Linked DNA regions of Homo sapiens: region 1 is linked to region 2. A link is a loop called in an ENCODE intact Hi-C map of the cell type or tissue named here. Cell type or tissue: ascending aorta. All regions are shown on one strand. Links, peaks and the distances in the headings refer to the core of each region. The heading gives the core; the rest is flanking DNA. Region 1 has its middle 130 kb from the start of PIK3R1. Region 2 overlaps LOC105379013 (a long non-coding RNA gene).

The links. A loop is a pair of places that touch in the nucleus more often than their neighbours do. Peaks named below come from ENCODE experiments on the same cell type or tissue, not always from the same donor. Only the 100,000 strongest peaks of a DNase experiment are listed, where the experiment ranks them.
Region 1: it touches region 2 in a loop (2.9-fold over the local background); 15 of 110 quality-filtered maps call a loop at or near these places.

The regions. Positions count from the first base shown.
Region 1 is chr5:68,335,541-68,351,188 of GRCh38, forward strand. No RefSeq gene overlaps it. Among named protein-coding and RNA genes, the nearest start is that of PIK3R1, 130 kb to the left of the region's middle. In ascending aorta, for the core only: no CTCF peak of the experiment used is centred there; a DNase peak (open chromatin) is centred at 8,051; H3K27ac peaks cover 2,022 bases.
Region 2 is chr5:68,425,394-68,441,041 of GRCh38, forward strand. LOC105379013 (a long non-coding RNA gene) reads right to left here. Exons shown (of 5, transcript XR_007058804.1): 4 at 8,076-8,192; 5 at 919-5,184. Among named protein-coding and RNA genes, the nearest start is that of PIK3R1, 220 kb to the left of the region's middle. RefSeq lists enhancers at 8,321-9,520, 8,799-9,138, 8,829-9,123, 9,509-9,568. In ascending aorta, for the core only: no CTCF peak of the experiment used is centred there; a DNase peak (open chromatin) is centred at 8,908; H3K27ac peaks cover 2,323 bases.

The DNA of each region.
Region 1 (15,648 bases), core at 4,660-12,659, 90 kb before region 2:
CTCAAAATGTCTTTACTGCTTGCAGTGTCAGAGAACAAAAGAGGGGGAGTCTTTCCTGAGAGCTCTGGAAAGTCTCAGGAAGCCCTTTTATTGTGCTGGTATGTTAGTCAGAGTCGCTGGTTATGTTGTGGGTACGATGAATCCCAAATCCAAGGCTTACCACTCCAGCTTATTTCTCACTCATGTGACATGCCCAATGTGTCCTTGGTCATTAGGGACCCGGAATGATGAACACTCCACCATTTATAGTTCCACCATCTGGAACTTAATATTTTCTTTATTGCTGTAGTAGAGGAAGAAAAAGACTGTAGAATTAGGCATGGATTTTCACTGCTTCAGTCCAGAAGTGATCCATAGCACTTCCTCTTACATTTTATTGGCCACATCTAGCGACACGGCAAGATGACTAGGAATGGGAGGGAGGATTTAGAATGTTAGACGAGGACTACTGTCTCTGCCACAGCTGACTTGGGTCATACGTTCATCTTTAGGTGAGGACTGTGGCCAGAGGATTGAATGCTTTGATTGTAAGTCCTAAGTCATTTGCTATCCCCAGGACTGGTGGGGGAAGCACAACTTAACCACTTTAGACTTACCAATAGCCCCAGGACTAGACCTGAGGCTGATAATATTTTTGGAGCAAACTAAGCAATCAGATGTTTAAAGCCTCAGAAAAAGTTGTTCAGCCATGTTTCCCCCAAATGAAATTTCCATCTAAGGTAGAGTTTGGTGAACTGGTCACAGAGTGATTACTGAGGACACAGAGCAAGTGTCAGCTGAAAAGGAAAGGACATTAGGATCCCTGGAAGCTGATTTAGACTACATCCCTGGGAAGGCTGCCAAGGGAGGCTGATCATCATCATTTATCAATGACCAGGAGGAGACAGTTCAAGGGTGGTGCTGCCCTAAGTCCAGCATGTGACCAGGACTACTTTCAGCAATGGTCCTATACAAACTCTGCCTCATGGAAGAAGGATGAATGTGTATGGTATACAAAATAATGGCCCCCAAATGTGTCTACCATCTAATCCCCAGGACCTATGAATATGTTAGGTTACATGGCAAGATGAATTAAGGTTGCAGATGGAATTAGGGATGCTAATCTGCTGATCTTGAGATGGAAGGAGTATCCTGGACTAGCCAGGTGAAATCAATGTAATCACAAGGTTCTTTATAAATGGAAGAGAGAGAATAAGAGAGATGGCAGCATAGGGCCTCAGCCTCACCTTGCTAGCTTTGAAATGGAGGAAGGGGCCATGAGCTATGGAATGTAGGTGGTCTCTAGAAGCTAGAAAAGACAAGAAACTAGATTCTTCCTTAGAGTCTCCAGAAGGAATGCAACTCTGCCGAAGCCTTGATTTTAGCTGAGTCTTTTGTGAGGCTTCTGATCTCCAGAAATATAAGATAATAAATCTATGTTTTATTAGCCACTAAAGCTAATAAAGCCACTAAAGTTATTTTAATTTTCACTACAGCAATAGGAAATTAACACACTGTGGCTCAGGCTTCTAGCACCCTTGCCCCAGGAAGCACAGGCACAGAGGTGTTTAGATATGACTGAGCCCTTCAGGATGAGGACTGGGCTGGAGAGACCTCCCAGAGATAAAAGGGGACACTGGCCAGACAAGGCAGGCAGATGCCATGGTTCCTGTGATGGGGGAGTAGACAAAACATGAAGAAGGTGCCAGAGAACAAGGCCTTCTTGATCCCTTGTGTCCTTCCTGGAGTCAAGGCAGCCCAGAGTTTGTGTATCATTTGATTGCCCTTCTCGCCTGAAACATAGATGTTGAATTAGAACATACTAAAACCAAAGCAAAACACAGACAAATAACTGGATATTTTTTCACCAGGCCAAGTTGGGTGGGGCACTGTAAGAACTCAAACTTTACAGGCCGAGAAGTCAGGGCCAAACCCACAGACCTAGTAAATTAGCCCAAGTTGAGAGGCATGCACACAGCCTGGACTTCAGAATGGAGATTTTTCTAACAATCTTCACAGGAGTTGACTCACGGTATGCTCCATATCATGGTCGTATAGAAGGAGACAGTTAGGAGAACAGTACTCCTTTAAGGATAATTTATGAGCTTGCATAAATACCCATATACACACGGACAGAGAAAGCCAAAACTTTCTAATGTCTTCAATTACCTTGTCTGCCAAGAAGAAGGGAACACTAGCAGGAAAGGCTTGCCTCCTTAGAATCAAATGGATTCCCCACTCCCATCTTTGGTGTAATGCTACACATGTGCAGGTAGCATACCAATAGGGTCAGAAGAATGAGGCTTCGATCATTGGTAATGGGACCCACAACTTGCCATTGCTCTCAGAAGCATAGCAAGTGAATGCTGTGATCCTTTCATAGAAACTTGTAGCCCTCATACTGTGAGCTAATGGTCCCAGTCTTGTTCTTAGGTGACCATATGTTCACATTAAGCTTGAACTTTAGTGCTCCCATATCTATTAGTTATCAGCATCCAAGTCACTCAGAGCAGACAAACCACTCCAACATTTGGATTGAATTAACACCCTTACTGGCAAACCACTTACAGAGGGAATCAATCTCCCTTCAGAGGCCAAAGTATTCTCAGTGCCCCTTCTAGGAACAGCTCTGCTTTCAGACAGCTGAGGCTGAGAACTGCTGAGATGCTTGGCCACCCTGTCAAGCATCCACTGTCGGTAGTTTGTGGGCATGAGAAGGCTTCATGACTCCAGGGCTTTGGTTACTAGACTTTGCCAAGTGCTCACTTGTCAAGCTAAGGCATGAGGTAAAGGAAACCCACATCTATTGAGCATCGATTTGCCAGGTGCACATCTATTATCGAATTCAATCACCACAGCAACACTATGAAGTTGACACTGTTATTCTTAATTCAGAACCTGGGAACTTGAAAAGCTCCAGCCTAATATGGTTAACTTGCCCAAGTTGCACAGCTAGCAAGCAGGAGAGCTCACGCCTTTTCAGGATCCCCTTGGGCGTCCTAATTGGTCACATACTAAAGTCTCATTTTATAAATTCCCATCCCTCTTGCTGATTTTTTGTATGATCTGAATAAACTTTCTTTCCATCTCTGGGATGCAATTTTTCTAAAAATTGATATGAGAGAAGGCAAGAGTATGAATTTTCATCGGGCACTTCAAAGAGAACTGATATATAGATTCTAGTGTGGTCAGGTAGAATGAGCTGTGAATATGGTTTCAGAACACTCGTATGTGTCTCAGCTCTTCTCCTTATAAATTTTAAGGGCAAACCATTTAACTTTGCTAATCCTTAACATGATAATTTTTTAAATGAGGAAAATAATACCCTATTATATACTATAGGACTATTATAAGGATCAAATGGAATGGCAGATACAGAATTGCTATTTACCTGTAGTATTTTTAGCTCACAGGAGCAGGAATATAGGCATCAAAATTCTGTATCATTATTTTTGAAATCATACAGACCAAAAGTCTATACTTTTCCTATGGTTCATCTTTAGACATTCTATTACCTTTGGAAATGAATTCTAGAGTGGTTATCATAATATTAGCTACCATTTATTGAGAGCCTCCCCTGCATGCATTATTTCTAATCTTCACATCTCACTCTTTCAAGCAGATATTACCCACAATTAAATCTTAAGAAACTGAGACCCAGAGGTTAAGTAACCTGCTCAGGGAATTGGCAGAAGCAGGATGGGTCACCAGGTATGGCTAATCCAAACTCTGTGTTCTCTATCTCACATTTTGTAGAAAAAAAATACTAAGAGGTTATTAATTTATAATATAATTTATTTATTGCTATTCATGTATACATTTACTAATTTATATAGAACAAATAGTTAGCCTGTGGGTCTGTCACAAAGAGTTTGCACCAATTCCTAGGAACTGTTGTATTTACTGCTGATTCTTCATTTCTGCTCTCTCCTTTCTTCTTTTTTCTTTTTTAACTTGGACACAGAGACAAACGTTACATACAGGATGACATGGATCAGTTCCTATCAAAACCAACACATCCATGAGGTGGTCTGTGCTTGTGTTCCCACTGAAACTTGCCCTGGTCAGCCCTGGTGAGGGGCTGCCTGTGCTCCACTGAGATCATGCTGGGGTACTGGGCAAAGGGCAAATTTCATGGCAGACAGGCAGCCTCATTCAATTTCATTAGTAAATTCTCCAGCTCCCAACCTCCCTACCAGGCTTCCTACTTAACCTTCATTTCAGTCTTTTGAACAAACAGCCAAGGAAGGAAAAAAATTCCAGCTAGATCACAGGCTGGAAATACAACATAGGTAGAGGACAGAATGTTTTCAGGTGGAGAGAAGCGTTGAGTCGCCTTACTCCCCAGTCCCAGACCTGTGTGATTTCAAAGGGAGAGAGCATAGCAGAGTGGTAAGAGGAGGGTGATCTGTGCTAATAGGCCTCTTGGATGCCTATCCCAACTCAGCCACTTTCACATTGTGTCTAGACAAATTCTTTAGCCTCTCTGGATGTTTATCATCTCTAATAAGGAAATAACCTCATCAAGTGATTGTGAGGATTAACTGACCCATGTGAAAGCCCCAACACAGAGGCTGACACATAGAAAGCATTTAATAAATGCTGCTATTAGTAGCTAGTAGATGGAGTGGTTGGTTGGAGGATGGACCAGAAGCATCATATTCCCATAGAATGGTCCTGGTATGACCCAGAAATGTCTTTCTTAATTGTCTGCTGAAGGGCAACCAGACTGGGTGTGACTCATATTCGAGGTTCCCCCCAGGAATGGTATCTACTGCCCTGCATGCAATTTCTGTTTAACACATTGTTTTCTCAAACTGTGGTGTAAGGGCCTTCTGAATAACAATCACCTTGGGTGCCTTTAAAAATACACGTAGCTATACTCCACCCAGATCTACAGACCCAGCATCTCTTGGGTAGGGGGTGGGTGGGAATTTACCTCCTACCTTTGTCCAGAGTCTAATGAGATTAACCAGGCTGAGGATGGGCAAGAAGAATGAGGGAATGAGACTCCAGAGCAGTGGTGTAGCTGAGCAGACCTCTGAATGCCTTCTCCACCTCCCAGGAGTGAACTCCTGCCACTGAATTCCCAAGGACAGAGTGAGTCCATGGTCTGCAAGTTTTTTCCCCCACAGAAGAGAATCCTGGAGGATAGCGTACTTTCTGACAAAAAGAGGAATTTTTCAGGCTTTTTCTTTTTTGCTTTTCTTTTTGAGACGGAGTCTCACTCTGTCGCCCAGGCTGGAGTGCAGTGGCATGATCTTGGCTCACTGCAATCTCCGCCTCCCGGGTTCAAGCGATTCTCCTGCCTTAGCCTCCTGAGTAGCTGGGATTATAGGTGCACACCACCAAACCCAGATAATTTTTGTATTTTTAGTAGAGACGGGCTTTCACCATGTTGGCCAGGATGGTCTCGATCTCCTGACCTTGTGATCCACCCGCCTCAGCCTCCCAAAGTGCTGGGTTTACAGGTATGAGCCACCGCGCCTAGCCCAGGCTTTTTCTTAATACCCCTGAGTTATTCTAATAATTTTGTTAAACAATATTTATAGGAGGCCATTGGTTTGGACTGAGCCCCTGCCCTAAACCCCACAGACCAAACTGAAATGGAGCTTCTCCTGCTGAAGTTTCGCACCACCAAGCCAAAACTAAGATCTTTATCTGACCTTCAAGAAATGAGAGAGATAATAGCCAAACCACCAAGCAGGGCAACTTTAATCTGCAAAAAGAAGTCCCCTCTGCTTTAACCTTTACAAGAAAAGTAATTTTGAAATAACGAATTTGTATTTTGTTTTGTTTCTGCTTTCCTCAGCCATTTCCTATCTACAAAACCAAACTCCTCTGCTCTGCTCATCAGAACATTCGTTCTATTTTATAGAGTGAGGTGTTGTCCAATTCTAGAATCACAAATAAAAGCCAATTTAAGATCTTTAACTTTGTTATCATTTTGTTTTTTGACAATTGTAATCAAACACTTACTATCTAAGGCTCTCCCTTAACATCGTGATGTCTTCTAGGAGCTGCAATTCCATGGACGAATAAAACACAATCCCATATCTGAAATGCTTATGGACAGGTGATCAGTTGGCAAGACAAGGTAGTCCCTATGAAAGCAATTTAGGAGAACACAGATTGCAACCAAGTTGTGATTGGCAAAAATGGCCCCAATGCAAGGTAGAATATGGTCTCTCTCCCGTGTGGTTCACCCCACGCACACTGACAACCCACTTCTTTAACATTTAAACAAGGGAAATGACGATGACCAGGCCAAGGTAAAGTCCTGGGAACCAGAGGTATGGATTTTTTTGGAAGCAGGGTGTTTTAAAGGTAATGGGCTTTGCACTAGAGAACTCTGTGTCCTTTGAAGGATGAGGGGCCATAGAAGGAAGAGGAAATGGATTGTGGACACCTCCCATAAGTCAGATACACAAACACACAGGACTCTTCCAGGAGAAGGGGTAAGGGCCAGGGAAGAGCCACTCTCCATTTTCTCCCCAGTGCCCTGGATACTGTGATGAAGAGAAAAAAAACAATGCCTCATCTTAATCCCAAATCCACTTCCAGATACTTATTTAACTTTGAAAAAAATATCCTTACCTCTTTGAGGTTCATTTTTCTCATCAACAAAATGCAGATTATATATATATTTTTTATCTTGCAGGTTAATTGTGAGTAACCAAATTGCATAATTTATATGAAAGTGCTCTGTAAACTCTAACATGCCATTCATGTTTGTTCTGAAGGAGTTTAGGAAATACCACCCCAAATATGCTGCTTTGGTGTGCTGATGACTTCAAATTGAGGGCATTTGGGGAACAGCTAGTGCAAGAAGGGGCTTTCTCTAAACTTCCCTTATCTGCTTAAAGACAGATCCTTTGGAAGAACTCAGTCGTCATGAATCCCCAACAAACCCCACTCAGCCTGCCCACTACTGCCCTTGAATCTCATCTACCACCCATTCCTCTTTCCCTCAAATCATTTACTCTTCCCTAAGTTACCTACATTCTGTCTCCCCTACAACGAGCCCATGTAGATTTCTAGATCTCATTGGGTTTTGCAAATATCCCCTTTTCTTTTCTGGGATGCCGCCATGTACATAATAAATTTGTCTGCCTGTTCTCCTGTTAATGTGATTGCTGTCAACGTATTTTATAGACGCAGTTATCAAATTCTCAGAGGGTAAAGGGAAAGTCTTTTCTCCTCTGCAGTTCTTATTATGAAAAAAATCTATTATTTAATAAACCAGAATGTATAACTCCTATTCCACATCTGATAATAAAGGTTTGAGGTGTCATTTTCATTATTGCTCACAGCTTCTAACACAATGTCATAACCCTAGTTGGATCCTCAGAATATGTTACCAGCCAATACTGATAATCCTCTCATATGCTATTCTTTTCAACACTCCAAAGAAACATTCTGCTCTGTTAATAGTTCTAGGCCAGGAGCTTGGTGTTTGAGAATACTTTCCAGAGAAGAAAATATTTCAGAAGACCTGACATCATTAAAAACCTTCTCCAATCGCCTACTCTTAGTCTCTTCAGTCAGAAGGAGCCCTACCTTGGAAGAGGTAGCTCTGAATTGGAATGGTCAGAGGAGAACAAAAATGTGTGGTCTGGGGGATGCACTGTCAGCCAAGAAACCTTTTAAGGCATCTGCTTCCAATGGAGAACCCAATCTGGGATTCTGATGCCAATCTGGGACCAGCCCTGTGATGCCTAGAGTGTGCAAATCTTGGCACTGTAGGCCCTCATCCACTTAGCTAAACAATGAAGTATCCCAGAGAAATGGGTTTTTACCTGGTTTCAGAGACTCATCGCCCCCGCCCCCCAACTCCCACCCACTGCCCACCACTTCTCCATTCATGGGGCTTGGGCCAGAAGGGGTAGGGATCTATGACAATCTGATCTGGTTCTCAACCCCCGCAGAAAAGTCCATCCGAGGTGGTGCAGCATAGTTCATTGTGCCACCTGACCCTGAATAATGAGCTCAAGCCAGCTCCTTTTCAGATCAGAATGTTCTCGAGAAAAGGCTTTCCCTTTGCCAGGGAGTGACTGGCTGCCTGACTAGAGCTAGAGATAACTCCTGGCAACTGTGAAGGCTGATGAGTCACCAGAGAGGTTTCCAACCTATTCTTATACCCTGAGAACAGCAGTGATCACTGATTTGCATCAGCACACCTCTATTTTGGGTAGGTCTTTCTTGGAGTCGGGGTTTCCTGTAGTGTGCCATGAGTTCTCGGTCTCTCTTGACATCCCCTCCTCTCAGATTTGGCAACCTGGGCCTGTTGAGTTGCCTTAGCAACACTAGTTACTGATGTCAGAAAGGGCAGGGACTCACAAACCAAGTTTTAAGTAATCACTTTCTTATTCAAGTTGCTCAGATTCTCATCAATGGGATAATAGAATTAAATGATGTTGACAACTAGGCATTATGCCTGGGGTGTAGTAAAGGCTCTATCAATGGTAGTTCCTTTTCCCTTCCCTATTATGGAGGTCAAACGTTTGAAAAAAATCCAGTGGCACTTGCACTTCTGTTCTTCTATCTGCTAATGGTGGCAGGTTGTCATAAAACGATGTGCTCAGCTGGGATTAGGCTCTTGCTATTCAAAGTATAGTCCATGGAACAGCAGCGTCTGTTGGAAATGCAGAATAGGCAGCCCTATCCCAGACCCACTGAATCCAAATCTGCATTTTAATAAGATCTTGGGTGATGTATATGAATGTTAATGTTTAGGAAGCACCAAGCTAAGCCACTTGGGTGAGTCTAACCAGAGCTCCAAAAGGAGCAACCCATGGTTACAGGAGTTGGCGCGAAACTAAGTAAAGTACCAAACACTGTGCTACTAGTGTTCCACAGGGCAAAGAAAGAAGGGCCTCTTAAGGTAACCTTCCCTCATTCATTAGGAGCCTCAGACAAGTAATATGATGCCATGCCACTTGACTGACCATCGTTGGCATAACTGATTGAATAGAACAATGAATGCCCAACCAGAGCCCTGACAGGCACCATGGATATCTGGCAGGCTCTGTGCAGCAAGAGGAGGTTGATCCATTGCACTAACGCAGCAGATAGAGTTTGAACTCGCTGAGTCATCACAGATGCCTAGAAGCCATGTCCTTGTTTTAATGACACACCTACAGAAACCACAAAACTGTTTGAAGCAGTATCAACTCAGTGAGAAAATGAACACGGGCCCAAGAAAAGATAAAGGAGAAGCATGGACTGGGAAGAAATAAAGGAAAAGGGTCAAAATGTTGTGGGCAAGATTGCCTATCTTTCTTAAAAACTGAAGATTTAATTTCCTTTTACATTACAACTGCTTTTAATTTGCAGGATGTCACTCCCATTTTCTCAATGGTTTTCCTAATTATCATTCAGCTCATAAGATGCTTTCTCACCCATGCACAGAAACTCAGCCTCATTGTGTGGGGGAAGGCACAGATCTGGCTGCTGATGTCATCAAGCAACACTCTTCAGACAACACTGTGAAGAAAGACTTACTATTGTTCAGATGTGCTAAGATTTCCCATTTTCTTCTGACTGCCTATCTCACAGGAAGACCAAGAATAGAGATTGTATATTGTGAAGTACTCTCAGCCCAGAAAAGAGAAAGCAAAATAATAAGTGTGATAATGACATTGTCATAAGAGCTGGTTTGTGTATTATTCTTCCTGGTAACCTACCTATTGCCACCAGCGGCTATCTGAGATTGGGTAGACTGTGGCTCAACAGTAAGTGAGCCTCAAGCTTCTGGTGCAAATTGTTCGCTACAGCTCACACTAGCAGAGTAACAGCTCTGAGGGGAATACACAGACATCCCTGATTCATCCTTTTGACATCTATGGAAAGATAAAAGGGGATCATGTTATTTTATGGGTGACTGGACTGGTATCAAACTTGCTGAATAACGTCTTCCTCCATCATCATTACCATGACCATCATTGCTATCATGGACAACACATGTTTTTTGAGGGTTGACTGTGCAGATAGAATTCTCATCCTCAAGGAGTTTATATTCTGGAGATCTGAATTATTTCCTAAAATATTTCCTTTATTTATAGACTAGATTGGGCAAAATTCCAGAAGGAAACAAATTATGGTCTTTAAAGTGTAGTAAAATCTATTTTCTGATAACACAGTATTTGGCTAGGCCATTTTTTGTTCATATAATTACAAGTCCACAGATAACCAAAGAAACCAAATCTCCCCTTTGAGTCTTATCAGCCTGACTTGAGGCATATGTCCTTTCCTGGGACTATCTAACTGCAGCCACATAAGCAATGTGCCTGGTAGAAGCCTACTTTCAGGAAACGGCCTCATGGTAGGGGAAGAATGAAGTTCCCAAGATGATGGAACTAGAAACACAACCTAACTACTATATCCAGACATCCACAGGAAAGGCTGTCAAGGGCTAGTTGAGATTGGTCTTTTCCTTTTCCTTTTTATCCAGTGAAATTTCATTCTTCCCTACCCTGCACGGCACCCCCTACCACAATTTCTTTTCTTTTCCTTTTTTTTTTTTTTTTTTTAAATAATAGGCTTAATTTTTAGGAAAGTTTTAAGCTTACAGAAAAACTGAAAGGAGAAAGTAGATCATTACCATTACCCCTTCTTCCCACTACACATAGTTTGTCCTCTTATTAATATCTTGCATTTGTGTGGTACACTTGTTATAGCTGATGAACCAATATCAATACGCTATTATTAACTAAAGTTCATAGTTTATATTAGGGTTTACTCTTTGTGTCGTACAGTTCTATAGGTTTGGACAAATGTCTAATGTCAGTCTTCTGCCATGACAGTATCATACTGAATAGTTTTACTGCCCTAAAAATCCCCTGGACTCTACCTGTTCATCCCACACAACCCTGGCAACCACTGATCTTTTTACTGTCTCCGTAAGTTTTACCTTTCTTAGAATATCATAGTTGGAAGCAGATAGTATGTAGTATTTTCAGACTGGCTTCTTTCACTTAGCCATATGCATTTCAGTTGCCTCCATATCCTTTTGTGGCTTGATAGCTCATTTCTTTTTATCATCGAATAACATTCCATTCATTGTGTGGATATACCAAAGATTGTTTATCCACTGACATATTAAAGGACATCCTCATTTCTTTTTTACTTCTCTGTTCTTGGATTAATCCTCAAGACTATCTTTTACTCCCACTTGGTACCTTTAATAGGCAACCATAAATTTCTTGCTTCTTTGTATTAGCATATTCAACTACTATTTCAACGTAAAAATGGCAGGGCTTACAGAGTGTTTGGTTGGCAGCTTCAGTATTCAGGTGGTAAAACTGTATTAATTGGCTCACCTGTTTACCTGGCAAGTGATACTTGAGTATGTACCTGAAGTCAGTGGAATATATTTTTAAGATGTCATGCCTGCATTTACACAATAAATTGGCTGCTGAGGCTGAGAATGATTTTGTGGCTATTCCAAGAAGTAGTAAAACTTTAACAACCTGAATTTAAAATATCTTCAGGAATGGGGTGGAAGTTTTGTCACTATCCATGAGATAAAAACAGGATATGTAACAGCAACTTAAGAGGATATTGCCCAGCAACAGGCCAATAGTGTTGGCCACATTTAGTTAGCACCAGGAAAGGTTAAATGGGGTCAGAGATGTCATATGTAGGCAATGTTGGAGATAAATTTTCAATTTAACTTATTTATCATTAAAATTTATAAAAATGGTTTTCTTGGGGGCATGTTGTGAATATTATTTTCTTCCGTAAACACCCTTCTCTCATCCACATGGCTCTTTTGTGGAGTGAGCTTCTTCAGGCATTTTTATGTGATCCTATTGCCTTGGCTGCCATTGGATTGGTCTAGAAGAGGACTCAACTCAAAATGGGTCAATTAAATACAGAGGGGAAGATTCGGTCTTTTGAGTGTGACTAGATTTGGAACAATTAAGCTTTCATACTTTTGCAGGCCATATTTTATGCCCTGGGAATGAAACAAAGCCTGTCTTTAGGATGAAAAACATAAATGTATATGGAAAATAATACGGTTTGGATATTTGTCCCCTCCAAATCTTATGTTGACATGTGACCCCCATTGTTGGAGGTAGAGCTTGATGGGAGGTATTGGGCCATGAGGGCAGATCCCTCATGAATGGCTTGGTGTCCTCCCAGTGATAATGAGTAGTTATGAGTTCACACAAGAGCTGGTTGTTTAAAAGAAACTGGCACTTCCTCCTCTCTCTCTTGCTCCCTCTCACCATGTGACACACCTACTTCCCCTATACCTTCTGCCATGAGTGGGAGCTTTCTAAGGTCCTTGCCTAAAGCAGATACTGGCAGCATGTTTCTTGTACGATCTGCAGGACCATGAGCCAAATAAACCTCTTTTCAATTACTCAGTCTCAGATATTCCTTTATAGCAACACAAAATGGACTAATACAGAAAATTGGTACTGAGGAGTGAGGAGTTGCTATAAAGATACATGAAAATGTGGAAGTGGCTTTGGAACTGGGTAATGGGCAGAGGTTGGAGGAGTTTGGTGGGCTCAGAAGACAGAAAAACAAGGGAGAGATTGGAACGTCTTAGAAAGTTTTTAAGTGGTTTTGACCAAAATGCTAATAGAAACATGGATGGTGAAGACCAAGTGGAGGAGGTATCAGATGAAAATGAGGAACTTACTGGGAACTAAAACAAAGGTCACCCTTGTTATGCCCTAGCAAAGAACTTGGCTGTATTTTATCCATGTCCTAGGGCTCTGTGGAGGGCTAGTGATGATGTGGAGGGCTAGATATGAGTGATGATTTAGGGTATCTGGTGGAAGAAATCGCTAGGCAGCAAAATATTCAAGAGGTGGCCTGGCTGCTTTTAACAACCTATGATCAGATGTGGGCAAAGGAATGACTTGAAGTTAGAACTTATAATTAAAAGAGAAGCAGAGGGTAAAAATCGGCAGCTCTCCCTGTGGTAGAGAAATAAAAACTTTGGATTATTTTCAAGAGAATAATCCAAATGGGTTGTGGGGAAAGCACAAAAGCAAGCCAAGTGCTAATATCCAAGACAATGTTTGGAAAAGGGCCTTGAAGTCATTTCAGAAATCTTTGAGGTAGCCCATCTGATCACAGGCCCAGAGGCATAGGTGGAAAGAACGGTTTCTGGGGCCAGACCTGAGGTCCTGCTGCCCTGCCCAGCCTCTGGACACTGCTCTCCATTTCCAGGCTGCTCCAGCTCCAACAGCAGCTCAAAGGGCTCCAGGTATAGCTCAGGCTGCTGCTCCAGAGGGCACAAGCCGTAAGCTTTGGCAACTTCCACATGGTGTTAAGCCTACAGGTATGCAGAATTCAAGAGTGAAGGAGGCTTGGCAGCTTCCACCCAGATTTCAGAGCATGTATGGGAAAGCCTGGGTGCCTAGGTAGAAGCCTGCTTCAGGGAAGAAGCCCTCACAGAGAGCCTCTACTAGGGCAGTGCTGAGGGGGAAATGTGAGGTTGGAGCCTCCACACAGAGTTCCCACTGGCACACTGCCTAGTGGAGCTATGGGAACAGGGCCACCACTCTCCAGTCCCCAGAATAGTAGAGCCACCTGCAGCTTGCAGCCTGAGACTGAAAAAGCTGCAGACACTCAACTCTAACCTGTGAGAGCAACCAAGGGTGCTGCACCTTGCAAAGCCACAGGGGCAGGGCTGTGCAAGGCTTTGGGGTCCCACTCCTTCCACCAGTGTGCCCACAATGTAGGACAGGGGGTCAAGTATTATATTGGAGCTTTAAGTTTTAGTGTCTGCCCTGCTGGGTTTCAGACTTGCATGAGGCCTGTTGCTCCTTTCTTTTGGCTGATTTCTCTGTTTTGGACTAAGAATGTTTACCTAATGCATATACCACCATTATATTTGGAAGTAAATAGCTTGTTTTGGATTTTTACAGGGAAAGAAATTACCTTGAGTCTTAAATGAAAAATTGGACTTTTGAGTTAATGCTGGAATGAGTTAAAATTTTGGAGGACTCTTGGGAAGGGATGGCTGTAGTTTGCAATGTGAGAAGGACATGAGATTTGGGAGGCCAGGGGCAGAATGATATGGTTTGGATATTTGTCACCTCTAAATCTCAGGTTGAAATGTGACCCCCAATGTTGGAGGTGGGGCCTAGTGGGAGGTGTTGGGTCATGGGGGCAGATCTCTCATGAATTGCTTGGTGCCGTCCCCAGAGTAATGAGTGGTAATGAGTTTACACGAGAGCTGGTTGTTTAAAGAAGCCTGGCATCTTCTCCACTCTCTCCCACTCCCTCTTGCTGTGTGACCCACCTGCTCCCTCTTTGCTTTCTGTCATGAATGGAAGCTTCATGAGGTCCTCACCTAAAGCAGATGCTAGCACCATGCTTCTTGTGTAGTCTGCAGAATCATGAGCCATGTAAATCTTTTTTCTTTAAAAGTTACCCAGTCTCTGATATTCTTTTATAGCAATGCAAAATGAATGAATACAGGGGAGGAACAGAGAGTCTTCTTCTTTTTTCTGGGTTCTGTTTCTAAACATTTTTAAAAGTGTACATTATGGTTGTCTCCTCAACATTTATTCTTCCTTTTTTTTGGGGAACTGCCTTAGTTTTCACTCTGATATCTACAGCTAGCCAAGCAGCCCTTGGAAATGAACAAATGACTACAGCTTAAATTTTTCATAATCCTATTCCCCAGGTGCAGGTGTTGGTTCAGAGACAAATGGGGCTACTAGGTAGAACCAATGAAACAGGGTGTATTACTCTATTCTCACATTGCTATAAAGAAATATCTGGGACTGGGTAGTTTATTTTTAAAAAGTTTAATTGTCTCATTGTTCTGCAAGCTGTGCAAGCATGATGCCAACATTGCTCGGTTTCTGGGAAGGCCTTAGGGAGGTTTTACTCATGGCGGAGGGTGAATCAGGAGTAGGCATGTCACACAGCAAAAGCAGGAGCAAGAGAGAGCAAGGGAGGAGGTGCCACACACTTTTAAACGACGAGATCTCATGAGAACTCACTACAGTGAAGACAGTACCAAGAGGCATGGTGCTATACCATTCATGAGGGACCACCCCCATGATCCAGTCACCTCCCACCAGGCCCCATCTCTGACAGTGGGGATTATATTTCAATATGAGATATGGGTGGGGACATACACCCAAACTATATTACAGGGTAAGATTATTGTTGGGGGATTCAAAGGAAGAGAATTCCTTTGTCTTCTAGGGCAGCCTCTGGAAAGGATCCCCCACTCCAGATGGGGATGATGTATTGGGCTCAGTTTTGTTTTTTGTTTTTTTGTTTGTTTGTTTGTTTTTGAGACGGAGTCTCACTCTGTTGCCCAGGCTGGAGTGAAGTGGCGTGATCTCGGCTCACTGCAACCTCCACCTCCCGGGTTGAAGTGATTCTCCTGCCTCAGCCTTCTGAGTAGCTGGGATTACAGGCGCCTGCCTCCATGCCCAGCTAATTTTTGTGTTTTCTGTAGAGATGGGGTTTCACCATGTTGGCCAGGATGGTCTCGAACTCCTGACCTCAGGTGATCTACTCGCCTTGGCTTCAGAAAGTGCTGGGATTACAGGCGTGAGCCACCACGCCCGGCCTGGGCTCAGTTTATATGCCATCCCAGATCTATGCACTTGCCTTGCTCATAGCCTAATAAGGCCCCAACAACAGTCTTGCTATACCCAAGATTATAGGATCCCAGTCACT
Region 2 (15,648 bases), core at 4,864-12,863:
TCGGGGAGCCAATACAAAATCTGGTATTTGCTGAAACCCACACATTTGCTCTCTTCTGCAGAGTAGCATTATGTGGCTTCTACCTCTCTTGTACCTTCTTAATCTCATGTCAGTATATGATCTGGAACTCTGTTGGCAAAGATGCTGGAAAATGTGGTTTCCAGGCATCCAGCCCCCAATAATAAAAGGGAAGAGGGTAACAGAGAAGCTGTCAGATACAGCTAAAGAAAGAACTCCAAAGGCTGGAAGGGATAAAACTTTTGCCAAAGGAAGAGGTAAAAAACATTACCTGTGCATAGATTCCTGATTATTGTAAAATACCTCCCACTCTAAGTCTTCTGTACTGTATGCAACTTCTCTTTTAAGGCGATACTTTGGGCTTGACATAGTGGCTTATGCCTGAATTCCCAGCACTTTGGAGGGCTGAGGCAGGAGGATCTCTTGGAGTCCAGGAGTTCAAGATGAGCCTGGGAAATCTGGTGAAACCCCGTCTCTATAAAAAAATACAAAACTTAACAGGGCATGGTGGTGAGTGCCTGTAGTCCTAGCTACTTGGAATGCTGAGGCGGGAGGATTGCTTGAGCCCAGGAAGTTGAGGCTGCAGTGAGCTGAGATTCCACCACTGTACTCCAGCCTGGATGACAGAGTGAGATCCTGTCTCAAAAATAAATTTTTAAAAATAATACTTTGTTAATTTGTTGTGGCTGCCTCATTGTTTTCTGGGCTTAGCCTAGCCGTCAGATTTCATTGACTACATACTCTTGACCATCAGAATTTTGTTTTTCACATTTAAGGTGCCATCATGTAAAGAGAGAAATCTTGATAAATATGTTTGTCTCTAGGGTTAATTACCAAACTGTAAGAATATGATCGTTTTGTTATCTATTGTTGTGAAACAAACCACACTCCAAAACTTAGTGGCTTAAAACAATAATTTACTCCTTCTCATAATCAGTGGCATAGGAATTCAGGCAGGGTTCAGCTGGCTCTTCTGTTCCAGTGAGGATGGCTGGGTCACTCGCTCAGCTATAGTCAGGTGGTGGCTAGCTGAGCTACAAGATCTAAGGAGGATTCCCACACCTGTGTGGTGCCTTGGTGCTCCTCCACATGGCTTCTGTCCATCCATGTGGCTAACTTAGGCTCGGCACAATACAATCTCAGACAGTCAGGCTCCTTACACCGTGTTTATACACACACACATTATACACATGTACTACGGACAATCTGTTAAATGGTAGTCAAGCCTAATGTCTTTTATTTTTTAACGAACATAAATAGAAAGAGAAGATCTTATATTGCTTTTATTACACTCTACTGTGGCAATCACTGATCTACTTTTCCATTTCAGTCTCATCATCCCTTTCTTAGTTTTCTTGTTAACTCCCTACCCTGATCCCTTCTACCTCCCACGAGGTGACACGGGGAGCTTACTCCATCTTTGTATCCTCTTCCTGTCACCTGGATTTTTCAAATATGTAATAGAACTTGGCTTTGTTCCACACTTCACAGTAGGTATCTAGGAAATAAATACATCATGTACTTAGACCTGAGCATTGTGAGAGCTTACAGCTTGTAGTTGGGTAAAGTGGATTTGTTCTTCTTTTATTTTGTTTTTGTTTGTTTGTTTTGAGACAGGGTCTCACTCTGTCACCCAGGCTGGAGTACAGGGGCGCAATCAAGGCTCACTGTAGCCTTGTTACACTCGACATCCCAGGTCCTCCTACTGCCTCAGCCTCCTAAATAGCTGGGACCACAGGTGTGCACCACCATGCCAGCTAACTTTTTAATTTTTTGTCTAGAGAGGGTCTTGCTATGTTGCCCAGACTGGTCTCAAACTCCTGGGCTCAAGCAGTCTGCCCACCTTGGCCTCCCAGAGTGCTGAGAGTACAGGCAAGAGCCACTGCATCTAGCCTGTTCTTTTCTAAATGCTGCCAGCTACACATTTAGATCCCTGACACTTGTATAGATGTATACAGATACTCACACATCCTCATTCCTCTAAAAAATTCATTTGGGAATTAAACACTGTTAAGAATCATTTGTGTTCTCACATCGAGTGGAAGTTTGAGGATAACTTAAACTTTTAGGAGGCAGGCATGTGCCTTTTCATCTTTGTGTCTCCACATCTTTGTGTTCTCCCACAGGGACTGGCAAATAGTAGGTGCTTAATAAGCATTTGTTTTACTGAAGGCTGGCCATTTCCATTTAACTAATCCAGCACATATTGCCCTTTTTTTTTTTTTTTTTTAGTTTGCAAGCTGAAATGTATGATTTGTTTTGCAAATACTTATTAAGAAATTCAGAGACACACAGTAGATGCTTTTTTTTTTTTGAGACAAAGTCTCACTGTGATGCCCAGGCTGGAGTACAATGGTGTGATCTCGGCTCACTTCTACCTCCACCTCCCAGGTTCAAGCGATTCTCCTGCCTCAGCCTCCCGAGCAGCTGGGATTACAAGCGCCTGCCACCACACCCAGTTGATTTTTGTATTTTTAGTAGAGACAAGGTTTTACCGTATTGGCCAGGCTGGTCTCAAACTCCTGACCTCAAGTGATCTGCCCGCCTCAGCCTCCCAAAGTGCTGGGATTACAGGCATGAGCCACCACACCTGGCCCAGTAGATGCTTTTTATAATATACAAATAAAAGTCAAATCATCACAGAAAATATCGGATAGAAAATGAGGCAGAAAAAAATACTGACCATTGCACTTATAAGTGCTGTATCCTTTTAGTTATAAATACAAATTAATTTTCTTCAAGTCTAAAAAATCGTGCATGGGCGTGTGGAAACAGAAGGGAAGGACTTGAGGCACAAGCCAGGATGGAGGGATTCTAAGTAATGCATTGTGATCCCCTACGCATGTGTTGGCCAGGATGCTCTCCAAACAGGCCTCAGTAGAAAAGAAGAAGGAGCCCAGCTTCCTTTCTAATCAGACCTGAAGCTCATGTGTGCAAGCCCCAAGGTCCAGGCTGCCTGCAGGCTCCTGATAGCTTAGGCAGAAGCAAGGGAGAAGCTGATAGTGGGGCAGAAGACCTGGGAACCGCTAGGCAGCCTAGGGCCTCCCTTCTGGGCAATTCTTGTGCCAGATGTAATGCACACCTCAGGGGCCTGAGCGAGGGCCAGGGAGGGCCTCTCCCTTTTTCCATCATGTCTAATTGAACCCAGTTTCTGCCTGGCACCTCTCAGCTTCAAACGGGGGACTGAACAGTTTGTCGACGTGACAGTCCTGTGGCACTTTCTCAGCAGTATTTTGAAAGAAGCACTGGAGGCAGCGCCTCATGCTGAGAAGCATGAAACAGGCGCAGGGGTGTGTGTGGGTGTGGGTTTGGAAGGGAACCTGGGCTCTGACTGGATGCCATTTGTTTCTTTTATTTCAGGCTGCTGTTCTTGTTGTTTTTACGAAGACATTTTTCTCTCGCAAATGCAAAAGCTCGAGCTGTGTGGGCCATCAATTTCTGCCCCTTCATACAGACAAATCAGGGCTGCATGGTGGCTCGGCCTTCCTCTGCTGGGAAGCAGCCCTGGCTCACCTCACAGGGTGCCCATGGGCCGGCCAGCAGGGAAGGGAGTCCTGTAGGTGGCAGCTTCTGGGGGTGCTGCCAGAAGGCACTGGGTGCTTACCCTTATTGATATTGCAGAGAAAAAAAATCAGAATATTGCTAAGTAGTTTCAAGCCTGTCTAGCAGTCACAGAAGAGAATTCCTGTTAGATTTTCTGAGCTGAAGTCTGTATTCCCTAAGCCAGGCCCTCTTTCCAAGCCTCAGCCCCTCCACTGCGAAATGAAAAGGCACATGCCCTGGTTGCTCCCACTTTCTATCATCCCATGACCTCCTCTGGACTGGGAATGGTGGAGGTCGTTAGAAGCCTGGAAAATCCAAAAGAATGGAAACCCCCAGTATATTCTTTTCGACTTAGAGGAGAATGTGTGCATCTACATACTGAAGCCACACCATCAAGAACTGACCCAGAAGCTTCCCCCATGTCTCCATCCTGCCCCCCTGAAATCCTGAAAATGTCTCTGCTCACCTGTCTAGAAGAATACACATGACTGTTTCTGCATTGGCTGTGCTCCCATCCCATCCCCGACTTCTCTTTCTCATTTGTCTATCTAGTTAGCCCTGTCTCTGATTGGGAGAGTGATGCTTGGTTTAAAAGACATCTCTGCAGGAAAACTCAAGAGGAAACAGAGAGGCTAATACATCAAGCATGTTTTAAAATAACCAAGGTGATACATATAATAACATCATGCCAGCTCACATTCTGTTGCTCTTACAGCTCCGTGTAGGTAAGACAGGTATTCATATCCCCACTGTACAGATGCAAATACTGACTCCATGAGATAATTGAGTTGCCCAAACTTTCAAGACCAGTTAAAGGCAGAATGCGAACTGAAAACCAGATCTTCTGAGTCTTAGTGCCCCATTCACAGAGCTGTTTAAAATATGGATCATCTTTCTGGAGGAAACAGCTTTACCTACTCTGCTCACTTGCTCTAGGATTGAGAGGGTAGAGTGAAAGAAGCGGGGAGAAGTCATCTCAGAGTTAAAACTTTTTTCAGAACCATTTGACTCTTGCTCTGCTATGCTTAAAAGCTGCTTCTGCATCTAGGGTTTACCCAGAAACCCATCATCACAAAACCAGTAGCTCCTTTTGTCATACGTAACTACTCGAAAGCATGCAAGCAGGGGTGATCATCCAATTACAAGATCAGCTTTCTGTTGTCCAAGATAATAAAGCCGCAGTATTCATGGGTTATGATTTGGATGGGCACCCGCTAGAGTGGCATCATCTTGTTGGCCATCTTCCCTGCTCTGATCACATCCTTTAGTACCTGTAGAAATGTTGCAGCTCTTGCTACTGACTAATGGGACTATTTCATGTTGAATGTGAACAGAGAGAAACTAAGAAACTTGAATATTATAACTGGAATATGAATTTGGAAAATATTTAGATGTTCTCATTTATTCTAATTCAATACTTTAAGAAAGGGCATGGCTTCAGTTCTGATTCTGCACAATTTACTGGTAGATTTATGGGGAGGAACCCGTTTGGATTTGTTTCAAAATTTAACTTAAAATATTGCTGACTGGGTTTTTTTGGGGTTCATGTCAAGGTTTTTCTTCATGGTTTTGTTTTGTTGAGGTCCTGGGAAGGTCCATGAATATTTGGAGCATGAAGTAGATCTGTTGAAAACAAAAACAAATCTTGAGAATGCTACTATTTTTTGAAAAATACTAAACAATAGGCTTCTGATGTTCATTATTTAAACAAGATGAACTGAAAGAATGTTTGTCAGTCCATTTTGGATTGAAAAATGTCAGGTTCTTCTTTTTTAAAGTTTGAAAAAGCATCTCCTTTACAATGGATTTTTAAACCCAAAGTGTACCATTTCATCCTCTAAAAATGTAACTGACACCTGAGGTTGGGAGTTCAAGACCAGCCTGACCAACATGGAGAAACCCCGTCTCTACCAAAAATACAAAATTAACCAGTTGTGGTGGTAGGCACCTGTAACCCTAGCTACTCAGGAGGCTGAGGCAGGAGAATTGCTTGAACCCAGGAGGTGGAGGTTGTAGTGAGCCAAGATCATGCCACCCAGCATGGGCACCAAGAGCAAAACCCCTTCTCAAAAAACAAAACAAAACAAAATGTAACTGATGTGAACTTGGAACTATTGTGGCAGAAACAGTTTCTGGTTGTGCATTTTTGATTGGTGGGGGAGGTTTTTAGAGAGGTCACATTGAAAAGTCTGAAATATCCAAGAGTGCTCAGCAGAGCTTTTCCTGTAACTTGAAGGTATATAAAGCTGAAAGGCAGAACATAAAGAAGAGGTGCCAATGGAAATTCTATTTTAGGGGCATCCCTACCCTTCACCAAATGGGTAATTTTTAGTACACTTACCAGGTTATATTACTGTGCCAAAAACAGTGTGGTGGTTTTGAGTGTCTTTTTTTTTTCCACTTGGTTAACTACTTCTAACCTAATGTTTCTAAACCACAAGAATTCAACTAAATGCTTTAGACTATGAATACCTCTTTACCTTTCTTCATCACACGCACATGCTCATTCCCTAATGGCAACCTGCTCATTCCTTTTAGCCTTCACCCCAGTAAAGCTGGTCATTTGGATATTATCTTTAACTGAATTGCTTCATTTTTGTTAAAAATTATTTAATGCAATCACAGAAGATGTCTATTTATTAGAGATCTATTAAAGTAGCAGCTTTTAAATCAGATGGATCTCAAAGGCTCTCTGTGCTTCAGTTTTCTCATCTAAAAGATGGGCATAGTAACAAGACCTTCCTTAAAGGAGGCTAAGAGAATTACAACCAGCAGATGCCAGTGAAATCCTTAGTAAGTGTCCAATAAGCAAACCATGGGATTGTCCTAAGTTCAAACAGGCATCTTTCATTGTTTGGACCAGGGCTTTGCTGGGGCGGTAGGGTTAGGCAGGGACACTGAGATGTGTGTCCTTGGAGAACTCTGAGAAGGAGGGGGGCAAGAGCTCAGTAGCTCACTCTCAGGGAAGCTTCCAGTCTCCTTTAGCTTGTCACAACTGCAGAACCGTGTTTTCCTTTTCAGATCAAGAAACAATGTCTGCAGTCTCCCTTTCTCCTGTGCCTATGCTCAAGCTCCACACTGGCCCAGAGCTTCCTCCTTCAAGTCAATTCAAATAGTTACACTCAAGTAGCAGACAGAAACAAGCTTTCTCTTCATTTGTTAAACTTTTAAAATTGCTTCATCGTGATAAAATACACACAACATAAACGTTACCATCTTAACTATGAAGTGTACCATTAACAATGTGTTAAGTATACTCACATTATTGTACAACCAATGTAATCTCCAAAACTCATCTTACAAAACTGAAACTCTGTACCCATTAAACGACTCCTCATTTCCCCCTCCCTTATAAAAGTCTGACTGTTCTTGATATCTTACGTAAGTGGAATCATACAGTGTTTGTCTTTTTGTGACTGGCCTATTTCACTTAGTATGATGTCCTCAAGGTTCATCTATGTCAAAGCATATGTCAGACTGTCCTTCGTTTTTAAGGCTGGATAATATTCCATTGCATGTGTATTTCACATTTTGTTTATTTACTCATCTATCAATGGACACTGGAGTTGCTTCCATTTTTTTGGCTACTGTGAATAATGCTCTATCAACATGGTGTACAAACATCAGTTGGAGTCCTGCTTTCTACTCTTTGGGGTATATATTATACCTATAAGTGAAAATGCTGGGTCATATGGTAATTCTCTTTTCAATTTTTTGAGAAATGCCATAAGTTTTTCCACAGTGGCTGCACCGTTTTACATTCCCACTGACAGTGTTCTCTTCACTTTTATGAGGTGGCCACTCTTTCAGAAGGAGAGGCACTCTGGGTAAGATATGTGTCTAGAAATAGAATAAGATCAATCAGCCTTGATTCACGGAAGTGTCCTGTTCCAGCACCACCTTGCCAGGTGAAGTGAGTCACAAGCTCCCTTTCCGTTTCATTGTCACTGGCGGAAGGAAGTGATAGAGGTGGCTTCCAGCCATGCTGGGATGCCACATGCGTTTGCTGCTTGAGGAGGGACTTCCCATCTTTCCCTTGCTCTCTTTTCGCACACCTACTGCTAGGGCGCCTCTGACATAAGCCCACCTGCAACTTCTTCCAGGATCTGCTTCCACTTTGCCCCAGGAGCTACTTTTCTCTTTATCATTTTCTTTCATAGGATCTGAAAATGGTCTAGCAAAAGGTTGTTTCTTTGTTAGTCTCATGTTCTCGTGTCCATGTCAAATAGGGAAAATGAGGAAATTAATTGCTGTCTCTCTCAGGAACTCAGACCAACATAAAAATAAGACTCCTGAACTTAGAGCCTGTTTTGTCCACAAGATTATCCAACCTGCAGCAAGCACCAGAACTTGCCTGAGATCCTGAGATCCTAGTCACCTGGACATACACCAAGATCTAGCATGGAAGAAGGGAAATCTGCATCAGGAGTTCAGAGAAGGAAGAAGGATCAGTGAACTAACCTTAGCTCCTCCCTTTCAAATATCCACCTGGAAAAACAAAAATCTGTTCTCACCCTGGGCCACAAAGCTTGATGCTTAGGAGGCAGGCAGCTTGGAGGTGTGTTTCACCACCTGCTGGTTGCATGACTGTGAGCTCAGGACTTCACCTTTTTGTGCCTCAGTTTCCTCATCTGTAAAAGGGAGACAAGAGTTGTATACCTTATAGCATTCAAAGCAGTTTTATCACCTCACAACAACAAATTCTCTCACACTAGAGGCTATTAATCATCCTAGCAAGAGAAAAAGAGAAGGATCTTCAAAATTCAAATTTGGTTCCGTGTTTAGGTTCCTGTAAACAAGTCCGACACATTCTCCCTCTGCATCTTTGTTCAAGTTGTTTGCCTCTGTTGGTTCTTTCTCATGGTCCTCCTCCCGATCTTCTGCCTCTTTCTTCCCTTTCTTTTTGTGGGTTTAACTCTCCAGGCCCATAAGGATCTGTCCTGCCACATCTCTTATTTGAGATGCTCATTTTTGCTCTTCTTTTTACTGTGTCCTTCTCAGAGCTCCAGAACGATTTATTTTGCATTACCCATTAAGGCAGGCACATTGCTAGGCGCTCGCTGGAGACATGTGGTTGACGCTTTTTGAAGAATGCAGAATGCCTGGCTTAAAGAAACCTACTTTCTTAGAAAAGTTCCAGCTTAGAGCAAACCACCTCGTGATCACCCGCGTGGAATCTCGGGCTGAGCAATGTGGTTTGCAGATCCCTGAGCAGGGGCCTGTGAAATCTGGGAAGCAGGCATGTGCTGTGCGCAGAGGCATTCCAATAATAGTTTCAGATGCAGAGGACGGGCGGGCTGCTGTGACTCATGTCCCCAGCGCACGCACGTCTCCAGGCAGAGGGGACGTGGGCGGGGACGCTCACCCTTGGCCGAGGGGAATTACCTGGGGAGGCCAGGAAACAGGCCCCGGAGCACAGACAGGAGCCTGGCGTGCACAAGGGCAGCCACGCTGACTCACACAGGAAGGCAAGAGGGCGATGACCAAATTTGAAAGAAGCAAGTCGTCTATGTCAGGGAAGCCCTTAGAGAAACAGGAAGCATGATCAGCTGGTTTCAAGCTCAGAAAAGGAAAATTCAGTGTGTCCCCATGCCTTTGTTCTCACAGAAGTTTATCAAGATGAGACTCTGCTGAGCCTAGCACTGTGGTTCTGAGAAGTGAGAGTCAGCTACCTCCTCCAAGGGGGCCTCCACAGTGAGAGCGCACACAGTTGTCCGTCTGCAAGAACTGTTGGTACTTACCATAGCAAACATGTACGGACAGGGCCTCCACCTTCAGTTTTGTGGGTTGTGACCAGCCAAAGGGTGGCCAGCCGAGGGAGGAACTCTGCTTCCCAAGTCAGGCACCAGCCTGAGCCAGCCCAGAGGAAGGGACATCTTTTTCTAATGTGTCTACCCAAATGAGCACACCCTTTTCCAATTACCACAAAGACACCCTGCATGCTAGCTGTGGCCCTGTCTACAGAACACTTATTATATTCCAGACTCTGTTAAGAATTTGGTACACATTGTCTCATTTAATTCTTACAACGAACCTAAGAGACGGATTCTTTTTTTTTTGAGACAGAGTCTCACTCTGTCACCAGGCTGGAGTGCAGTGGCACGATCTCGGCTCACTGCAACCTCCGCCTCCTGGGTTTGAGCGATTCTCCTACCTCAGCCTCCCGAGTAGCTGGGAACTTCAGGTGCGCACCAGCATGCCCAGCTAATTTTTGTATTTTCAGTAGAGATAGAGTTTCACCACGTTGGCCAGGATGGTCTCAATCTCTTGACCTCGTGATTTGCCCGCCTCAGCCTCCCAAAGTGCTGGGATTAGGGTTCTTTTATTAACTCTGTTTTATAGATGAGGAACCGTAAGTACAGAGAGGGAATCTGCCTAACGCCACACAGCTATTTGTATCAGATTTGAAATTTGTACAAGGGCATGCTGCCTCCTAGGATGATTTTGTTTAGAACTAGATGATGATGATGATCATGATTTCAGTCATAGGTAGTTGAAGCTTCCCTGTGTTCTCAAGGATGTCTCAGTCAGCCTAATATGCCTCTGGGGTAAACAGAGAATGGTGGAGTGTTGGAAAGTTCTTGGAGAGGTTGGCTCCACCTGTCCAGGGCCAGGCTGCCCCAGGGCCATGTGCCCTGGCTGAGTAGCTGGCCTCTCTCCTATGCTAGAGCTTGGTATATGCCCAGCTGGCTAGGCTCTCTGGATTTCAGGATCTCAGACAAGTTCTGGTGCTTGTTGCAGATTGGATAATCTTGTGGACAAAACATAGGCTCTAAGTTCAGGAGTCCTATTTTCATGTTGGTCTGAGTTCCTGAGAAAGACAGCAGTGAACTTCCTCATTGCAGCACAGGGCACTTCCTCCGGCAGCACAGGGCAGGGATCCCCCTAACTGAACATAGGCTTGCCACCACCCTATTTCCCCAATGCCCTGAGTGTGGTGGGACTTCTTGCTATGCAGAAGATTTCTGTATAATTCTCCAGGTAATGACAGACAGGATAACCTGCCACTCAAATGGAGTTGCCACTTCAAGAGAAACAGCAACCTTTAGTCCAGAAATTCTAAAGCATCAATCCCCTTAAAATCATATTCTCAGCCCAGGATTGGTATGCTAACAAGTTCCCAGGGAGTTTGATACCCGTAGTTCTTTGGATTATTCTTCCTGAAACATCGCTTTGGGCCTTTCATGCTGAGAGATGTAGGTCGCCATCCAAGCTAAATGAAATAAGCAGAGCTGACACTGAAAGTCCTTTTGTCCGATGAAAGCTAACAACTCTAGTATCTTGGCTGACCATCACATCCTTTAAGGATCATTTTATTTTTAACAAATAACTGGAAAGTTGGCTTGCAATACCTTCAGGTGAAGGCTTTGGGGGGTGGGGCCACCTGTGACGACATGAATTGCCCTGAGGAAAATCATAGGAAGAAAATATATAGGTTTGAGTGACCTGGGCCATATTTTTGGGGCCCAATGGTTCAGCAAATCTAAAGATTTTCATATAGAAACACAAAACATTTGGAAAATGAGAGTAGATAAGGATTTGTGTTTCAGAAGGGCAGCTTACACCTCTGAGTTCAGGGATGAAAGGTTCTTCAGGACAGAGGGTGCTGTACTTTCTCTAATTTCCCACCCAGACTCCCTCCTTCCTACAAACATAGCAGGCACGACCTGGGTTTTGATCTGAAAAGCATCACACAGGCTTGTGGCCCAGAAATGTCTGTCTAATCTTCCTGACATTTCATGCTTCTGTGGCTTTCCTTTGGCTCTGGAAGAATTGGGAACTGTGAGACAGCCCACCCGAAGGGCTAAGTCCCTGAGAGGGAACCCCTTAATCTGTTAGCCCTCTGCCATTTTGGGACAGATTTCTTATCAACCCTGGCAGCTAGCCGAGATAATCAAGGCAGGTAAGGAGGCAGTGCCTGGATAATGGAATGGGAGAGGGTTAATGAGATCTGATAGGACATCGGGAGGGGGGCATGTGGATGCTGTTTCACATGCCAGAGGCCAGGTCTGCTGGTCTGCTTACTTCCTTTATCCTTCTGATTAGAGCTGGAATGGTCCCTGCCCTCCCCACCAAAACCATAAGTGCCCTCCCCACAACTTGCCCCATTACTTAGACTCAACACTCTCTAAGAATCCAAACAGCTGACCACATCACATGTTCTGGCTTCTTTCTGTTTTAAAGGAATGAGGGCAAGTGTGTGTGTGTGTGTGTGTGTGTGTGTAGAAGGCATGTTGGGCTCTATAGCTGCAGATTCCCTTCCCTTGGGCTCTCTCAGCTTCTACCAGTTTGAACAATCCCAGGAACTGCACACAAAAGAGACAGCTGGCTATGAACATCTTCCCCATGGGGAGACAGCTCCCAGGTAGAGCTGAAGCTGCAGCTGTCATCCTCAGAAAGGAGCTGTCTCCCTGCCAGATGTAAAGCCCAGACCTTGACCATCTCACAGCAACCTGAATTTCATTTATTGGGTTAGCTGGGCCACAACAGGCAAAAAGTAAGGAGAACTGGCCTTCCTCTGCTTTCCTCCTAGCTGTGAGCAGACACACAGGCTCCCAAAGCTTGTTGGAAATGAAGGTAGACAGTGAAGTTGGGCAAGGGACAGCCTCTTTGTGCCTCAATTCTGTCAAATGTAACACAGACCACTTGACCATAGAAGTTCCCTCTGGTTTTAAAGCTGTAAAACTCTGTAAGATGTTACCACTGTTAGTCTGGCACACATTTAGAGGTATGCATGTGTAGAGAGACATTATACAGGTGTTTAACTTACATGAATTCAACTAAACAAGTTCTGTCTCTTTTGCATACTTAAAAATAAAAATGCTGTAAAATTATATTTTACGTACACATACACAACGTTATATACTTATACAAACATAATACGGGGCAGGGTTATATGCCCAAAACCTTGTATAACTAACTATACTTTATCAGTGACTTAGGTTTTTTCTAATTTACCTTTGATTGCACTTAACTTTATAACCTAACCCCACAGAAGGTGAGATTCCACTGTAATTATTACTGTGTTGCTAAGGAGGCAGTGGAGTATAAGGAGAAAGATGTGGGTTTAGGAGACAGATTGAGCTGGATTTGAGTCCTGGATTTGAATCTCGGCTTTGTTCTGTATTAATTGTGTGATCTTGGATAAGTTACTTAAGCTCTTCCAAGCCCAGTTTATCATCAAATAGGAAGAATAATGCCCATCTCGCAGGATTATTGTGAAGGTTAAATGAGATCATGTATGTGACACTTATTACATGCCTGGGACAGTGTATCACTCAGCATATGACATTTATTACACATGATTCAGCCCACATACATTTACATATCTAACACTATTTTATACAGCAAAATCAAACACTTCAGTAGTCATTTACGCACAGCAGAAAACTTCTCTGATGATCTGCAGATCACACTTTCCCAAGATGTGCTCCAGATTTCGCAGATGATTCTGTGGCCATATAAATTTGAAACATTTTACCTGTTATATACTTCTCCTCGAGACTCATGATATATTAACGTTAAAGGGTCTGAGAAGTCCCACAGCAAAAACACTTGATTAACTTGGTTTATCTCAGCCCTCTAACACTTATTAAGATCCCTAGGATCAGGTCCCTAGAGTCCAAAATACACTTTGGGAAGTGTTTTCAAGTGACCTAGGTCACTGTGGGCACAGGTTACTCTAGCTTCCAGAAACCCCTGGCTAGGCAGATGGGCTCAAGTGTGGCTGTCGGGTATCTGCATGAAGAAGGTCAGTATTTCTGGGTTTCACTGGTATCACAATCACCTGGGGAGCTTTACAAAAATGTAGATTTTTTGGCTCCACCTCAAAGTTGCTGAATTAGACCAGAAGGTCAGAAGTGTGCATTTTAAATAGGCATTACAAGCATCGAGCTAAATTTTAAGATGCACTGGGTAGGTGCTTGGAGTTAAGTTCAAGCAAGTGGTAGGAAGAAGACCTCACATACTTCTCCCTCTCATTCTCCAAGTTTCTAGAACTAATTTAACATGTGATTCAATGGACTAAAAGGATTTTTTCCCTGCTTCTTCACATGAACAGCACTAACGGGCAGGTTGGAGGGCTGCCATCAACAGAGTTTAATGTAGGTTCCTTTAATCAGATTGCTTTCCTCTTTCTAGCTTGCTGAGACCCTGGGCCTCAGGGAATGGCCATCTTGATCTCTAAAGGAGCTGTTTCTGCCAAAGGAGGGTGTCACTTGGGAAAACCACACTGTGTGACCTGACTCTCAACTACAGATGCTTCTACACAGAAGTATTCAGATAATGGGTGGCATTGAAGGAGAAAGCCACAGAAAGCCACAGAGAGCCTCCAGGCTGGAGGTATGAAAAGGGACAGTATGTTTTCTAACTATGGGAGAGGGGTATATTAGAAGTTGATTCTATGCTTACGAACCTTTCTGTTATTACTATTAGTAGTAGTAAGACTCTCCTTGAAAACCAGTAGGCTTAAGTCCTTGTTCTAGCCTTTCGGAATGTAAACGGGTCTTTCCAGAGGCGAGATAAGACCAGTCTCCAGTTTTACAGAGATGTCTTCAAGGTCATGGGTCCCATAACCCAAATGCAAACATGTGCCTCTGGAGCTAACCTGAGAGCCTGTCTCAAGATGTAATTGTTTGTTTCTTAAGGTTGTGGGAGATGTATTATTGTTATTTCTTCTGTTTTGCTGCATAAATTGTGTAAAATTTCATTCTGACCTTGTAGCCTTTTGCCAGCTACCATATGTGTGTGCTGTGTTGTGTGAATTCATAAATCAGTGTTGCTGTTGTTTTTTTTCCACAGTGATGTAGAGAGGTCTCTGTTTTTTGGCTAGACTTTGAATTCCCTAATAGTAGGAATGGTAGGTTGGACTTCAATTGTACTATTCTAAGCAGTAATGTGAGGTTCTTAAAATTATGAAGACAGCGTAAATTCTACCTTTGCTACAGCCAATGGGAGCTATCTTGGGGGAATTGAGGGGGAAGGAAGAAGGAGCTTGTGAGCCTGGAGCACATTGAGCAAGAGCATTAAGAGTCATGGTGGGGAGTGGGGATGTGAAGACCCTCCCAATGTAATTGCCCAGTGGTTTCTTCCTGCCCACTGCATGGGCAAAATCAATTCACTGAGACTGCAGTATTGCAGTAGAGAAAGTGTTTAATTGATGTGAGGCTGTCACATGGGAGACTGGAGTTACCACTCAAATCAGTCTCCCCAAAGGCTCAGAGGTTACGGATTTTCGAGGATAGTTTGGTGGTCAAGGGACTAGGGAGTGGGTATGCTGATTGGGTACACTCAGTGGGTATTGGGGATACAATGATAGGGGTGTGGAAAATGGTCCTTATGTGCTAAATCCATCTCTGGGTAGGGGGCCATTCGACTGGTTGAGTGATGCATTATGATTCTGGGTGAGGTCAGTCTGAAAAACATCTCAAAAGACCAATCTTAAGTTCTACAATAATGATGTTATCTACAAGGGCAATTGGGGAAGTCACAAATCTTGTGACCGCTAGTCACATGACTCCTAAGCAGTAAGAGATTATAGAAATTATACCTACATTTTAACAGAATTCAGCCCCTTACATAATTGTAATCTTGTGGCCTTTCATTAGTCTTACAAAGACAGTTTCAGCCCCTGAATATGGCACAGATCAGTTTCAGGGAGGGACTATTATTATCCTTGCTTCAAACCTAATTTATAAACTAAATTCCTCCCATGGTTAGCTTGGCCTATGCTCATTCCTGGTCTTTTTTATGTTTAACAAATTTGGAAAAGTTACTGGAGATTCACAGGAATTTGATTCCTCTCCAGGGATGATCTGCTTTGTAAAATGCAGAGGGAATGGGACAGTGGGAAAGGCTGGGGCCCTCAGACCACTCCCTTGCCATCCTCTTCTGGCCTCTTCAAATGCTTGTCAAGCAAAATTTCTGGTTGAATCATATGGCTTTGATTGAAAAAAAGGAGGTTGGTATGTGGGAAAAGAGCAAAATTTTTTTTACAATGGCATTGTTACAAGCTTGATCAAATATACCAAGTAACCTTCCCTTCCAAGAGTAATTAGTCAAACTCTTCTCTGTTTGACCTCCACTTCA